Linked DNA regions of Homo sapiens: regions 2 and 3 are each linked to region 1. Evidence: chromatin contacts called from ENCODE Hi-C or POLR2A ChIA-PET data. All regions are on one chromosome and are shown on one strand. Each heading gives the region's core, a stretch centred on a gene start or an enhancer-like site at or near the end of the contact. The rest is flanking DNA. Distances are from core to core; before and after follow the strand shown.

Region 1 (4,631 bases), core at 1,537-4,036:
GCTGGGCTGTTAACCCCATCTGAATTCCTCATAGCCTTTTAGTTGTGGTTTAGAGACCCTTCCTGGGACTCTCTGAGTACATTGGTACCTTTTATTGTGTTTTCCAAAAACGTTCTAGGGAGGGCTTTCTTCATCAGTGCTCATGGCACTTTAAAGAGTATATATATACATGCATGTTCTTTTCTTTTTTTTGAGATGAAGTTTCGCTCTTGTTGCCCAGGCTGAAGTGCAATGGCGCAATCTCGGCTCACTGCAACCTCTGCCTCCCGGGTTTAAGTGATTCTCCTGCCTCAGCCTCCTGAGTAGCTGGTGTTACAGGCATGTGCCCAGCAAATTGTGTATTTTTACTAGAGACAGGGTTCCTCCATGTTGGTCAGGCTGGTCTCGAACTCCCAACCTCAGGTGATCTGTCTGCCTCAGTCTCCCAAAGTGCTGGGATTACAGGCATGAGCCACCATGCCTGGCCACATATGTTCTTTTCTTCTCTCTCTTTTTTTTTTTTTTGTTTTGTTTTGAGACAGAGTCTTGCTTTGTGGCCCAGGCTGGAGTGCAGTGGCATGATCTTGGCTCACTGCAACTGCCACCTCCCAAGTTCAAGCCATCCTCCTGCCTCAGCCTCCTGAGTAGCTGAGACTACAGGCACACGCCACCACTCCTGGCTAACTTTTGTATTTTTAGTAGAGACAGGTTTTCACCATGTTGGCCAGGCTGGTCTCGAACTCCTGACCTTTTGTGATCTGCCCACTTCAGCCTCCCAAAGTGCTAGGATTACAGGTGTGAACCACTATACCCAGCTGGTATATGCACATATGTTCTTATTTCTACATTTTTTTTTCTTTTTTTGAGACAGGGTCTCACTCTGTTACTCACGCCTGATCTGTTAGATCAGGCCAGAGTACATTGGTCTGATCTGGGGTAACTGAAACCTCTGACTCCCTGGCTCATATGATCCTCCCACCGCAGCCTTCTGTGTAGCTGAGACTACAAGCGTGTGTGCAACACCATGTCTGGCTAATTTTTGTATTTTTTGTACAGGCGCGGTTTCCCCGTGTTACCCAGGCTAGTCTTGAACTCCTGGACTCAAGCGATCCACCTGCCTTGGCCTCCCAAAGTGCCGGGATTAGAGGCATAAACCACTGTACCCGGCCGGCCTACATTCTGTCTTTTAAAATTTGTTTTCAATACACAAGTAAAATACAAATGCATTCTATATTCTTGGTGTGAGATATCTGAAATAATACTGAGAAACAAGAGTCTTTATTCTTTTCTTTTCTTTTCAGACGGAGCTTCCCTCTGTTGCCCAGGCTAGAGTGTAGTGGCGCGATTTCGGTTCACTGCAACCTCTGCCTCCCAGGTTCAAGCGACTCTCCTGCCTCAGCCTCCCGAGTAGCTGGGATTATGGACACCCGCCACCGCGCCCAGCTAATTTTTTTGTTTTGTTTTGTTTTGTTTTTTGAGAGGGAGTCTCGCTCTGTCACCCAGGTGGGAGTGCAGTGTCGTGATCTTGGCTCGGTGCAACCTCCGCCTCCGGGGTTCAAGCAATTCTCCTGTCTCAGCCTCCTGATTAGCTGGGATTACAGGCTTGTGAAACCAAGTCCAGCTAATTTTTGTATTTTTAGTACAGACGGGGTTTCACCACGTTGGTCAGGCTGGTCTCCAAATCCTGAGCTGTGATCTGCCAGCTTCGGCGTCCCAAAGTGCTGGGATTACAGGGGTGAGCCACAGCTCCTGGCCTTGTTTTGTTTTTTTGATACGGAGTTTTGCTCTTTTTGCTCAGGCTGGAGTGCAATGGCTCCGATCTCGGCTCACTGCAACCTCCCCCTCCCGGATTCAAGTGATTCTCCTGCCCCAGCCTCCCGAGTAGCTGGGACTAAAGGCACGCGCCACCGCACCAGGCTAATTTTTGTATTTTTATTTATTTATTTTTTTAGTAGAGATAGGGTTTCACCTTATAGGCCAGACTGGTCTTCAAACTCCTGACCTCGTGATCCTCCCGCCTCGGCCTCCCAAAGTGCTAGGATTACAGGCTTGAGCCACTGCGCCCGGCTCTAAGTTTTGTATTTTTAGTAGAGACAGCGTTTCGCCACATTGGCCAGACTAGCCTCGAAGTTCTGACCTCAGGTAATCCACCCTCCTCGGCCTCCCAAAGTGTTAGGATTATAGGCCTGAGCCACCGTGCCTGGTCTATTTTTTATTTTTATTTATTTATTTTTTTAATAGAGACGCTAGTCTCAAACTCCTGAGCTCAAGTGACTCTCCTTTGGCCTCCCAAAGTACTAGGATTACAGGCGTGGGCCACCACGCCCGGCCAACAGTTATTAAAATTACGATGATGAAATTTTAGGCATTTAGAATACTTCAGGCCAAAAACACTTTGAGCCAGGGGGCTCGCTCAAAGGCATGCGCAAAAGCCATCAGGCCTGTACCTGGAGAACTCAGGTGAGACGTTGCCACTCGTTGTAATCCCTCCCCCTAGCACTCGGCCCCCGAGCCTGGGCCACTGCCCTGGCTACACCGGGAAGTCTGGAGCTAGAAAGTGGGCCGTGCGCGTGACGGGCGCGCGTGACGCCGAGGGGGCAGGTCTGAGAAGCAGGCTGCGCCGGGATTCGGCGGTCGGTTCCCGCGGAAGGGGCGGGTCAGGTTAGGGGGCGGTGCTTAATGGGAGCTGGTCTTGGGGCCGGGCTTCCGCGTGCGTTGGCCTGGCGGCGAGAGCGCGCGGCGGGGGCGTGCCCGGCGGGCGGGGCGGGGCCAGCCGGGGGCGGGGCGGGGCGCGGCCTAACGGCGGCGGCGGCGGCGGCGACGGCGACAGCAGCGGTGGTGGTGTCTGGTTAGCTCGGCGGCTGCAGATCTCGCGGCGACGCCTGCGAGGGACCCGGGCCGCGGGTCGAGGCGGGCGGCGCCTGCGAGGGACCCGTGTCGCGGGTAGAGGCGGGCGGCGCGCGGCGGCGGCGCTCGGCGATGGTAGGCGTCCCTGGAGCGGCCGCCTTCCAGCGTAAGTGGGGCGTGAATGCGGGCGGCCGAGGGGGGCGTGTGAGGGCCTGCGGCTCCGCAGGCGCGGTGATTCCGAGTGCCCCGGGCGCGAGGCCGGGAGTGGAAACTGAGGCCCGAAGCGGGGCGGCGGATCCAAGGTCACGCAGCGGGGCGGGCCTTCCCGGGCTCCTGAGGCCACCCCGTCGCTTCCTGCGCCGCCCGAAGAGCTCGGGGCTCACGGTGTGAGGGAAATTGTGGGGCCCGCGGCCTCGGAACTTAGGCCGGGCCGGCGTCCATGGGACTTGCCGGCGGGCAAGAATCATTTTGTTGTCCCAGCGCTGGGGCCACGAAGTCCGGCTCCTGGGGAAATACTACACCCGCCCGATGTTGAGGGTTGGAGGAGATGAGAATGGCCCCTCGGAGGGCCTGTTTGAGCGCAGGCTCAGTAGTTGGCTACCTGGGTTCACATCCAGGCTTCCCCATTTAGGTAGTGACCTTGGCTCTCCCGGTGCCTCAGTTCCCCCATCTGCAAAATGGGGATGTGGAGCGGGTTCCCTCCCTCCCCCAGGGTTCTTGGGTTTTGTGAGGCCAGTAAAACGCTTGACACCGACCGTGGCACACACACAATTGTGAAAACTGTCATTATTGTAATCGTCCTTTATTAATCTGATCCAGTGTGCACCGCACTCGGAAAAGTCCGAAATTAGGCTCTAGCCGTGTTAAGATTTTGTTTTGTTGTCTGTTAGTCCTGCTCCATGATCTAATTGTTATTCTTACTTCCATTTAGCCATTCCAGTATTTATCTAGTGTTCCTCCTTGATGTGTGAGATCCTTGGGGGAGGGGTGGCTTCTCTGAATAAGAACAATAAAATTTTAATTGTTTTTCATTATTGTAATTATAATAGCCAACATTTTTTTGAGCACCAGACATTTTGCATTCTATTCACTTAATATTTATTAAATCATATAGTAAGTTTAAAAATACCATTCCAGGCCCTGGGAATACAATAAACAAGATAGACCGAACTGGGGTTTTGAGTTTAGTTAGGAGAGGGAGAGACATAGTAAATGAGGAAACAGATAAACATGTTTTGCATGTTTTTTTAATTGTTTAATCTTGATGACATCCTAAGTAAGACATTATTTGAGGATGCCCATTTTGCAGAGGATGAAACTGAGTAACAGAAGGTACTCTGAGTACTAGTCTCAGAGCTGATGTCCTTAAACACGTGAAAGGGAGGCTTTACGCTTCTTTTTTTTTGCACCCATTAAATGTTGGATTGAAGATAGAAAAAGTAGATACACCCAGCTTGCAGTTACTGCTTTTGATGGTTTGATCCATTCCTCATGAAATTTCCAACTAAAGAGGCGGATAGTGATTACTCTTTTAGGCTTGCAAAGGTACAGCATCTCTGTAAAATGAAAGGCTTTTTTTTTTTTGAGACGGAATCTTGCTCTGTCGCCCAGACTGGAGTGCAGGGGTGTGATCTTGGCTCACTGCAACCTCCGTCTCCTGGGTTCAAGCTATTCTCCTGTCTCAGCCTCCGGAGTAGCTGGGACTACAGGCATATGCCACCACGCTCGGCCAATTATTTTATTTTATTTTATTATTTTTTTTGAGACGGAGTTTTGTTCTTGTTGCCCAGGCTGGAGTGCAGTAG
Region 2 (4,631 bases), core at 1,537-4,036, 120 kb before region 1:
TGTAGGCAAAGAGGAAGCCCATGTTGTACTGAACTTCCCGGAGCAAAGAGACTGTCTGGACGTGATCTTCCTCCGTCTCACCACAAAAGCCAGCAATGAAATCGCTGCTGAGGCTCACACCTGTGATACACAGCAAAGGATGACAGGTGACTGCCTGCTGTTTACCTTCAAGGGAGGCCTTCAGCATATGTGGATTACAAGGGAGGGATAGCAACTGTAAGGTCCTCCCTAGGACTATTCATAAGTAAAACAAAATAGTACAGAGTAAGGCGGGATAGGCCTGTTCACCCACAGCATTCCATGACAGAGATCAGCTTCTTGGCCTACATTTCCCCTAAGCACTAGAAAAGGTATTTCCACTTCCAATGCTGCATTTAGGGACACAGTAGGGAGTCCACATTTTCATATCAGTCCTCTTACCAGTGAAAACCTTGTGGTGCTTCATACAAAAATATATTTCTGAATTTGGTTTGATACAATGGTCATCTAAGACAGTAGCAGCCGTTGCATGCGGTAGCTCACCCCTGTAATCCCAGCACTTTGAGAGGCCAAGGTGGGCGGATCACTTGAGGTCAGGAGTTCGAGACCAGCCTGGCCAATAGGCAAAATCCCATCTCTACAAAAAATACAAAAATTGACCAGGCAGGGTGGTATTCAAGTGTAGTCCCAGCTACTCAGGAGGCTGAGGTGGGAGGATCACCTGAGCCCAGGGAGGTCAAGGCTGCAGTGAACTGTGTTCATGCCACTGCATTCCAGCCTGGGCGACAGAATGATAACCTATCCCCCACCAAAAAAATTATTCCAGTGACCCAGTGAGGTGAGTACTATTAACTCCATTTTACAGATGAGAAAGCTGCATCCCACAGAAATGAAGTCTCTTATCTGCTATCACACAGCCTGTAACAGTGGAGCTTGACCCATAGCCACATACCTAGCCTCTGCATTACCCTGCCCTATCAAAACGAAAGTATTTGTCCATAAAAGTTAAAATAATTAGGCCAGGTGCAGTGGCTCATGCCTGTAATCCCACCACTTTGGCAGGCTGAGGCGGGCAGATCACTTGAGGTCAGGAGTTCGGGACCAGCCTGGACAACATGGTGAAACCCTATCTCTACCAAAAAATACAAAAATTAGCTGGGCATGGTGGCCTGTAGTCCTGGCTACTTGGGAGGCTGAGGCACAAGAATCGCTTGAACCTGGCAGGCAGAAGCTGCAGTGAGCCGAGATTGCGCCACTGCACTCTATCCTGGGCAATAGAGCAAGATTCTGTCTCAAAAAAAAAGTTGTAATAATTAGAAATTTGAGGAAAAATGTATACACCCTCAACCAAATCTAAACTAAATGACTACAGAGTATTTTATTAGGAGGAAGGGGACAGTGAAGGGGAATATGGAATAAGATAATACGAAAGGAATTATCTCTAAAATTTACAGTAATAAGTTGCCATAAAGCTAGTTAGAAAAAGTACACATTTTACTGCTGATCTGTACAATCATCTTTATACCTACATTTCCTCATTTCATCAAGACTTCTCTGAAGCATATCTGAAAATAAACAACACTGTAACTGCTTTCTTTTCCCACCTAACCTGGAAGTTCCCCAAAGGCATAATCTAAGTGTTATTCTCTCCATATTATGCTTAAAGTATTCTAACTCAAAAGTGATTTTAAAATGTATCTGTAAAATCGGCCTCAAAAAGAAAGTCAAATGTGGTATAAAATATAGAAAATGAAGATGAATAAATAAGAATAGTAAGTTCTTATTTCTAAAAAAAAAAAAAAAAGATATCAATTGTTCTCAAATCAGAACTAATTTAGACATAACTTTGTCACCTTACAAGATAAGATAAGGTCTTTCCTCTATGTCCAGATACAAAGACCATAGAAAAGGAATCTCTATAGCCTTGAGGCCACAAGGTGATCCACACCTAAGTACTTCCAGCAGGACTAAGACAACAAAAAATCAGAAAGACATAAAAGAAAGAATACGAGGAGAGAGAAAGAGAAAGAAGAAGAGCACAAAAGTTATGAAACTGTGTCACAAGGAAATGCCAAAGGTGTTGACTGTATCTAACCACAAGGCTGGTCACTGGTAGAGTAACATGCTCAGCAGAATGAGTTTCTTAAATGTACCTGGAATAGATTCTCTAATATGGTGAACTAACTCCACATAAGCTTCTCTTGAATATCTGCAATAAAGAACAAAAGGAAAAGGCCTACATAAATCCAACCTTTTTAAATGAATGCTATAAAAAGATAACACTATGAATTTCCACATGTAATCACTTCTCATCCACATGGCAGGGCACACGAGTAAATTAAAGTATCCAAAAGAGCCCTTTTGATCTAAGCTGTATCTTCTAATCTAATCTAGAGCCTATGAATTTTTATTTAAGGACATAAACTTTTTTTTTTTTTTTTTGAGACAGAGTCTCGCTCTGTCTCTCAGGCTGGAGTGCAATGGCACAATCTCGGTTCACTGCAACTCAAATTCCTGGGCTCAAGTGATCCTTCCACCTCAGCCTCTTGAGTAGCTGGGACCACAGATGTGCGCCACCACACCCAGCTAGTGTGTGTGTGTGTCTGTGTGTCTGTATGTGTGTGTGTATGTGTGTAGAGACTGGGTTTCGCCATGTTGCCCGTGTGTGTGTGTGTGTGTGTGTGTGTCTGTGTGTGTAGGGACTGGGTTTCACCATGTTGCCCAGGTGTGTGCATGTGTGTGTGTGTGTGTGTGTAGGGACTGGGTTTCACCATGTTGCCCAGGTGTGTGTTTGTGTGTGTAGAGACTGGGTTTCGCCATGTTGCCCAGGTGTGTGTGTGTGTAAAGACTGGGTTTCCCCATGTTGCACAAGCTGGTCTATTCTCAAACTACTGAGCTCAGGCAATCTGCCCACCACAGTCTCCCAAAGTGCTTGGATTACAGGCAGAAGCCACAGTGCCTGGCCAGCATAAACTATTCTAAATAGCTTTTTTTATTTAACTAATAAATCTAGACAGATTAAACATTTTAGAGGACCTCTAAAATACTATGCCCTGTGGAAAACAAGACAAAGCACTAATTCCATACAGCTTGCCTTGGGACAGATTCTCCCTTCAGTCTCATCTGTGTAATACTTATTATTCTCAAAGAAAGTGAACACATAGAGCGACATTTAAATTCCAAGATGTAACAAAACCTTAATGTTAACATTAAAAAATTAAAATCTCAGAGTGTGCCACACCATAGGTGCTTAATTAAAAAAAAACATACTAAACAGTGAAAATGGATGACCCAGTCCTTAGCCTATGTTATGGAGTTAGCGAAGCAAGCTCCAGTGCCCTGTGGCTTAGTCATACAATAAATACTTACTGTCACACAGTGGCTGCTCAGTAAATATTTATGCTTTTTAAACTAAACAGTGAAAATGGGTGACCAGTCCTTAGCCTTTGCTTATGAAGTGAGCAGAAGCAAACTCCAGTGCCCAGTGGCTTAGTCATACAATAAATATTTACTGAGCAGCTACTTTGTGCCACACACTATGCTAGGTTCTTGGCAACAAGGACACTGTTTGGTCATTAAGGAAACATGGAAAAGTGAGGGATGCCCCCTCTCCAAGCAAGCCTGACCCCCTCCGCATGGCCTCCAACACACGGCTGCTTCCACTCTGGGCTGGCAGGTGGATCTGTTTACAGATGTTATCTCTCTCATGAATCAGCTGCAGAACCTGATGAAACAGAACACATTATAGGTAATCACAATCTCACCAAAGAACCTTACAGAAAGCAATACCGCTCTTACTATGTATCCTCCAAGGTCAATTTTCACATAATTAAGAGGCTAATTAAACCAGACACACAAAATCACCTATTCCCTAACTTTTGTTCAAGCCCCATTCTATTTGTCTCAGACACTTCACCTGATGGCATCTCTGCTTTCAAAGAGTAGAGAGAAGAAAGTAAGCAGAGGTCAGATTAAAGCCATGGGAGCTGAATACAGGTAGTGCTGACACTAGGGTCAGCAGGCAAAGCAGGAAAAAAATGGCACTTCTTTCAGCTAGCTTACAAAGCAGTCACTTTCTATTTTTTTTTTTTTTGAGACAGAGTATCACTCCATTGCCCAGGCTGGAGTACAGTGGTGCCATCTCCACTCACTGCAACCTCTGTCTCCTGGGTTCAAGCGATTCTCCTGCCTCAGCCTCCCCAGTAGCAGGGATTACAGGCACAAACCACCACACCTGGCTAACTTTTGTATTTTTAGTAGAGATGATGTTGCCCAGGCTGGACTAGAAATACTGACCTCAAGTGATCCGCCTGCCTCAGCCTCCCAAAGTGCTGGGATTACAGGCGTGAGCCACCACGCCCAGCCCAAACTAGTCATTTTTAAAGATACCATCAGGTCAGGTGTCATGGCTCACCTCTGTAATCCCAGCACTTTGGGAGGCCAAGGCAGGAGGATTGCTTGAGGCCAAGACTTCAAGACCAGCCTGGACAACATAGTGAGACCTTGGGTCTATTTTTTTTAATTTTTAAAAGAAGAAAAAAGAAAAAAAAAGATACCATCAAAAAACTGATACTAGGGGAAAATATTTGAAAACATATTGACAAAGGATTTGAACCAAGAATACATAAAGAGGCTGGGCGCAGTGGCTCATG
Region 3 (4,631 bases), core at 865-3,364, 67 kb before region 1:
ACCCTGTCTCAAAAAAAAAAAAAAGAGAAAGAAAGAAAATGCAATTCCCTCTGGAGTCAGATGCTCTTGGATTTGAATTCCAGCTCCAGCACTGTCTAACTGTGTAACCATGGACAAGGTCATTTACCTCTCTGGGCCTCAATCTGCTAGTCAGTAAAAGATGAATAGGGCTGGGCACAGTGGCTCACGCCTGTAATCCCAGCACTTTGGGAGGCTGAGGCGGGAGGATCACCTGAGGCTGGGAGTTCAAGACCACCTGGCCAACATGGCGAAACCCTGTCTCTACTAAAAATACAAAAATTAGCCAGGCCATGGTAGTGCACACCTGTAATCCCAGCTACTCAGGAGGCTGAGGCAGGAGAATTGCTTGAACACAGGAGGCAAAGGCTGCAGTGAGCCAAGATTGTGCCATTGCACTCCAGCCTGGGCAACAAGAGTGAAACTCCGTCTCAAAAAAATAATAATAAAAATAAAAAATAATAAAATAATAAAAATAAAAGATTAATAACTACAGCCAGACATGGTGGCTCACGCCTGTAATCCCAGCACTTTGGGAGCCCGAGGCAGGCAGACTGCTTGAGCCCAGGAGTTCAAGACCAGGTTGGGCAACATAGCAAAACCTTGTCTCTACCAAAAACACAAAACATTAGCCAGGCATGGTAGTGTGCGCCTGTAGTCCCAGCTACTCGGGAGGCTGAGGTGGGAGGATTGCTTGAGCCCAGGAGGCAGAGGTTGCAGTAAGCCAAGATTATGCCACTGCACTCCAGCCTGGGCGACAGAGCAAGACCCTGTCTCCAAAAAAAAAAAAAAAAAAAAAAAAGTCTGCCTCAGAGAGATGTCAGGATTAAATAAAATGTTGTAAGGCATGTGGTGAGTATTAAGGACTCAAGAAGCAGGTGTTTCTCACTTATCAGCCTTTCTTGCCCATACTTCCTAGGTCTCCGATTCTGTGTGTTAGGGTTGTCTCCTCCACAAAACTGGGAACTCCTAAAAGAAATTGCCGGGCACAGTGCCTCACGCCTGTAATCCCAGCACTTGGGAGGCCGAGGCGGGTGGATCACGAGGTCAGGAGATCGAGACCATCTTGGCCAACGTGGTGAAACCTCGTCTCTACTAAAATTACAAAAATTAGCCGGGCATGGTGGCGTGCACCTATAGTCCCAGCTACTCAGGAGGCTGAGGCAGGAGAATCGCTTGAACCCAGGAGGTGGAAGTTGCAGTGAGCTGAGATCGTGCCATTGCACTCCAGCCTGGGCGACAGAGCAAGACTCTGTCTCAAAAAAAAAAAAAGAAAAGAAAAAGAAAGAAACTGGGCTTGCTCTTCAAACCCAGAGTTGGCTGGGCAGTAGCTCACGCCTGTAGTCCCAGCACTTGGGGAGGCTGAGGCAGGCAGATCGCTTGAGCCTAGGAGTTTGAGAGCAGCCTGGGCAACATGGCAAAACCCTGTCTCTACCAAAAATACAAAAAACTAGCTGGGCATGGTGGTGTGCATCTGTAGTCCTAGGTACTTGGGAGGGTGAGATGGGAGGCTAAGGTGGGAGGCTTGCTTGAGCCCAGAAGGTTGAGGCTATAGTCAGCCTGGATAACAGAGCAAGACCCATTTCAAACAAACCAACCAACCCAGAATCAGTGTTCTGTGAATGGAAAAATGAATGCCAGGGCAGGACAGGCTCATTTAGCAGGAGGGAAGAGGTGCCATAGCCCAGGAGACAGGCCCAGCTCAGAGGTCACCTCAGAAGAGGTGATCAGATGCTCAGTCTGGATCCATCACACCCATCACCTCCGCAGTCCCCTACGCCTCACTCCCCTGTGATTGTCTGTGTAGGGTCTGTGTCCCCAACTAGGCTGAGAGCACTTTGAGGGCAGGGACCTGGTCTGACTCTTCTCTGTGTCCCCAGAATCCAGCAGAGATCTCATACGCTACATGCTCAGCAAATGAACATTTGTCAACTTTGAAGCCAGAGAAACTGCCAGATCCCCTGCTCGCCCAGCCATCCCAGATCTGGGTCCCCCTCCTTTCCCACAGGAACATGCTATAAATGGACAGCATACCAGCTGATGCCAGAATCAGGGCTTGCATTTCACAAACCAAGTGGCCTGTCCCAGAGTGGGGGTGGGGTCCTGGGGGCCCCGGAGTGTGGCCATAAATAGCCCAACTCTGAGGCCTCCTCCCCTCTCTGATTTCTGCCTGAGTCACCCGACAAGGCAGGGTGGGGCTGCCAAAGCCTATGGCCTAGAGAGCTGAGGGCACGACCACAGCCCTGTGGCCAGCATTCTCGAGACTCCAAAGATAGGCCCGGCCAGTGCCCCCACCCTCCCCAGCCAAGCCCCTGGCCTGGGAGCCTGATAAGCAGTGACACATGGGCCCTTCCTCCTCAGGGAAGCTGAGGCACCTATAAACAGAGGCCCCAATTTCCAGGGAGCTCCAGCTCTGCCAAGGAGGGAAGCCAGGATCTGGCTCTGGCCCCAAAGAGCCAGGAATAGATTCCACTGGAAACACATGGAAGAGAAACAGGGCAGGATCACTCATCAGGCCCAGTATAAGTGGACTGGGGGTCACATATGCGTTGCTGAGAGAAGGGAACACATCTGTTTGGGCAACAGGATCTCCAGTACTTATCCCAGTGCTTAATAAATGTCTGTGACTGAATGTCCTGGCTGAAGGGAAGCCTGTCCTCTAAGCTCAAGCTGTTCCTTGTCTGTTCAGTGGGTGGTCATTTACTTACCGCTGCTTGAAATTAGATGATAGAGCCATTTGTTTACTAGCCCATGGCCTTTCTCCCCTAACCAGAATGTCAGTTCCCGGAGAGCAGGGGCTGCCCTGTTTTCCAGTTCACTAGGGTATCCTCACCATCAAGAATAGTACCTGACGGCCGGGCGCGGTGGCTCACACCTGTATTCCCAACACTTTGGGAGGCCGAGGCGAGTGGATCACCTGAGGTCGGGAGTTGGAGACCAGCCTGACCAACATGGTGAAACCCTGTCTCTACTAAAAATACAAAATTAGCTGGATGTGGTTGCGCATGCCTGTAATCCCAACTACTTGGGAGGCTGAGGCAGGAGAGTGGCTTGAACGTGGGAGGCAGAGGTTGCAGTGAGCCAAGATTGTACCATTGCACTCCAGCCTGGGCAACAAGAGTGAAACGCCATCTCAAAAAAAAAAAAAGAAAGAAAGAAAAAAAAAGAAAATAGTACTTGACATATACCAAGTAAGCAGTAAAAGAAATCTGGGCCAGGCACAGTGGCTCACACCTGTAATCCCAGGACTTTGGAAGCCTTAGGTGGGAGGATTGCTTGAGCCCAGGAGTTTGAAACCAGCCTGGGTGACATAGGGAGACCCTGTCTTGAAAAAATTAAAAAAAAAAAAATTTTGAGACAGGGACTCACTCTCACCCAGGCTGGAGTGCGGTGGTATGATCACAGCTCACTGCAGTCTTGACCTCCTAGGCTTAAGCGATCCTCCCACCTCAGCCTTCCGAGTAGCTGGGATCAGAGGCTCATGTTATTATGCCTGGCTAATTTTTTTATTTTTTGTAGAGATGGGGTTTTGTCTTGTTGCCCAGGTTAGTCTCAAATTCCTGGGCTCAAGCAACCCACCCATCTCAACCTCCAATGTGCTGGGATTACAGGTTTGAGCCACCGTGCCTGGCCTACAAAAAATTTTTAAAAACTAGGCCGGGCACAGTGGCTCGTGCCTGTAATCCCAGCACTTTGGGGGGCCGACGCGGGCAGATCACAAGGTCAAGAGATTAAGACCATCCTGACTAACACGGTGAAACCCCGTCTCTACTAAAACTACAACAAATTAGCCAGAAGTGGTGGCACACGCCTGTAGTCCCAGCCACTCGGGAGGCTGAGGCAGGAGAATCGCTTGAACCCAGGAAGCAGAGGTTGCAGTGAGCCGAGATCACGCCACTGCACTCCACCCTAGGTGACAGAGCGAGACTCCATCTCAAAAAAAAAAAATTAGCCGGGCATGGTAGAGCACACCTGTAGCCCCAGCTACTCAGGAGGCTGAGATGGGAGGATCACTTGAGCCAGGGAGGTCAAGGCTGCTATGATCATGCAACTACACTCCGGCCTGGGTGACAGAACAAGACCCTGTATCTATAAATAAGTACGTAAGTAAATAAAAGAAAAAAATGTGTTAGATGAATAAACACTGAAAGCCCTGGGGCTTCTCAGTGTGGAGCAAAAACATTGAAAGTGGGTCTGGGGCCGGGCATGGTGGCTCACACCTATAATTCCAGCACTGTGGGAGGCCGAGGCAGGGGGAATCTTTTGAGCCCAGGAGTTCAAGACCAGCTTGGGCAACATAGCGAAACCCCATCTCTACTAAATATACAAAAAATTAGCCAGGTGTGGTAGTGTGCAGCTATAGTCCTACCTACTAGGGAGGCTGAGATGGGAGAATTACTTGAGCCTGGAAGGCAGAGGTTGCAGTGAGCCATGATTGTGCCACAGCACTCCAGCCTGGGCCACACAGTGAGAACCTGTCTAAAACAAAAAGGAAAGAAAGAAAGTGGGCCCTGGAGTGAGGCAGGCTTGTAATAACGTCCTTGCTCTGTGACCTTGAACAAGTGACTTGACCTCTGCGAGCCTCTGTTTCCTTATTTTAAAAATGGAAGGGC

Evidence for each region. A loop is a pair of places that touch in the nucleus more often than their neighbours do. ChIA-PET counts read pairs that join two places held with the same protein, here RNA polymerase II (POLR2A). Pooled maps may share reads with other maps.
Region 2: a loop to region 1 is called in a pooled map, with 2.3 times the contacts of the local background. The contact joins the enhancer-like site here to the promoter of CBFA2T2 in region 1. A Hi-C loop is called at or near these places in 1 of 50 pooled maps. POLR2A ChIA-PET finds 5 or more read pairs at or near these places in 7 of 52 experiments (A549, Caco-2, GM12878 and 4 more).
Region 3: a map of heart right ventricle shows a loop between it and region 1 (13-fold over the local background). The contact joins the enhancer-like site here to the promoter of CBFA2T2 in region 1. A Hi-C loop is called at or near these places in 2 of 168 maps with a recorded cell type or tissue (ascending aorta and heart right ventricle) and 9 of 50 pooled maps. POLR2A ChIA-PET finds 5 or more read pairs at or near these places in 5 of 52 experiments (A549, OCI-LY7, WTC11 and 1 more).

Annotation. Positions count from the first base shown.
Region 1 is chr20:33,487,310-33,491,940 of GRCh38, forward strand. It overlaps CBFA2T2 (CBFA2/RUNX1 partner transcriptional co-repressor 2), which reads left to right and starts at 2,787. Exons shown (of 11, transcript NM_001032999.3): 1 at 2,787-2,992. The coding sequence starts at 2,959. RefSeq lists an enhancer at 1,954-2,502 and silencers at 2,597-2,816, 2,827-3,106.
Region 2 is chr20:33,370,510-33,375,140 of GRCh38, forward strand. CDK5RAP1 (CDK5RAP1 mitochondrial tRNA methylthiotransferase) reads right to left here. Exons shown (of 14, transcript NM_016408.4): 9 at 3,606-3,703; 10 at 2,133-2,188; 11 at 1-120. Among named protein-coding and RNA genes, the nearest start is that of CDK5RAP1, 29 kb to the right of the region's middle. Within about 2 kb of position 2,787, at least 8 of the 41 ENCODE cell types and tissues checked have a DNase peak (open chromatin) inside an H3K27ac peak, as active enhancers do.
Region 3 is chr20:33,421,162-33,425,792 of GRCh38, forward strand. The region is part of intron 2 of SNTA1 (syntrophin alpha 1); the gene reads right to left. Among named protein-coding and RNA genes, the nearest start is that of SNTA1, 20 kb to the right of the region's middle. RefSeq lists an enhancer at 657-4,218. Within about 2 kb of position 2,115, at least 15 of the 41 ENCODE cell types and tissues checked have a DNase peak (open chromatin) inside an H3K27ac peak, as active enhancers do; they include ascending aorta and heart right ventricle, where a contact is called at or near this core.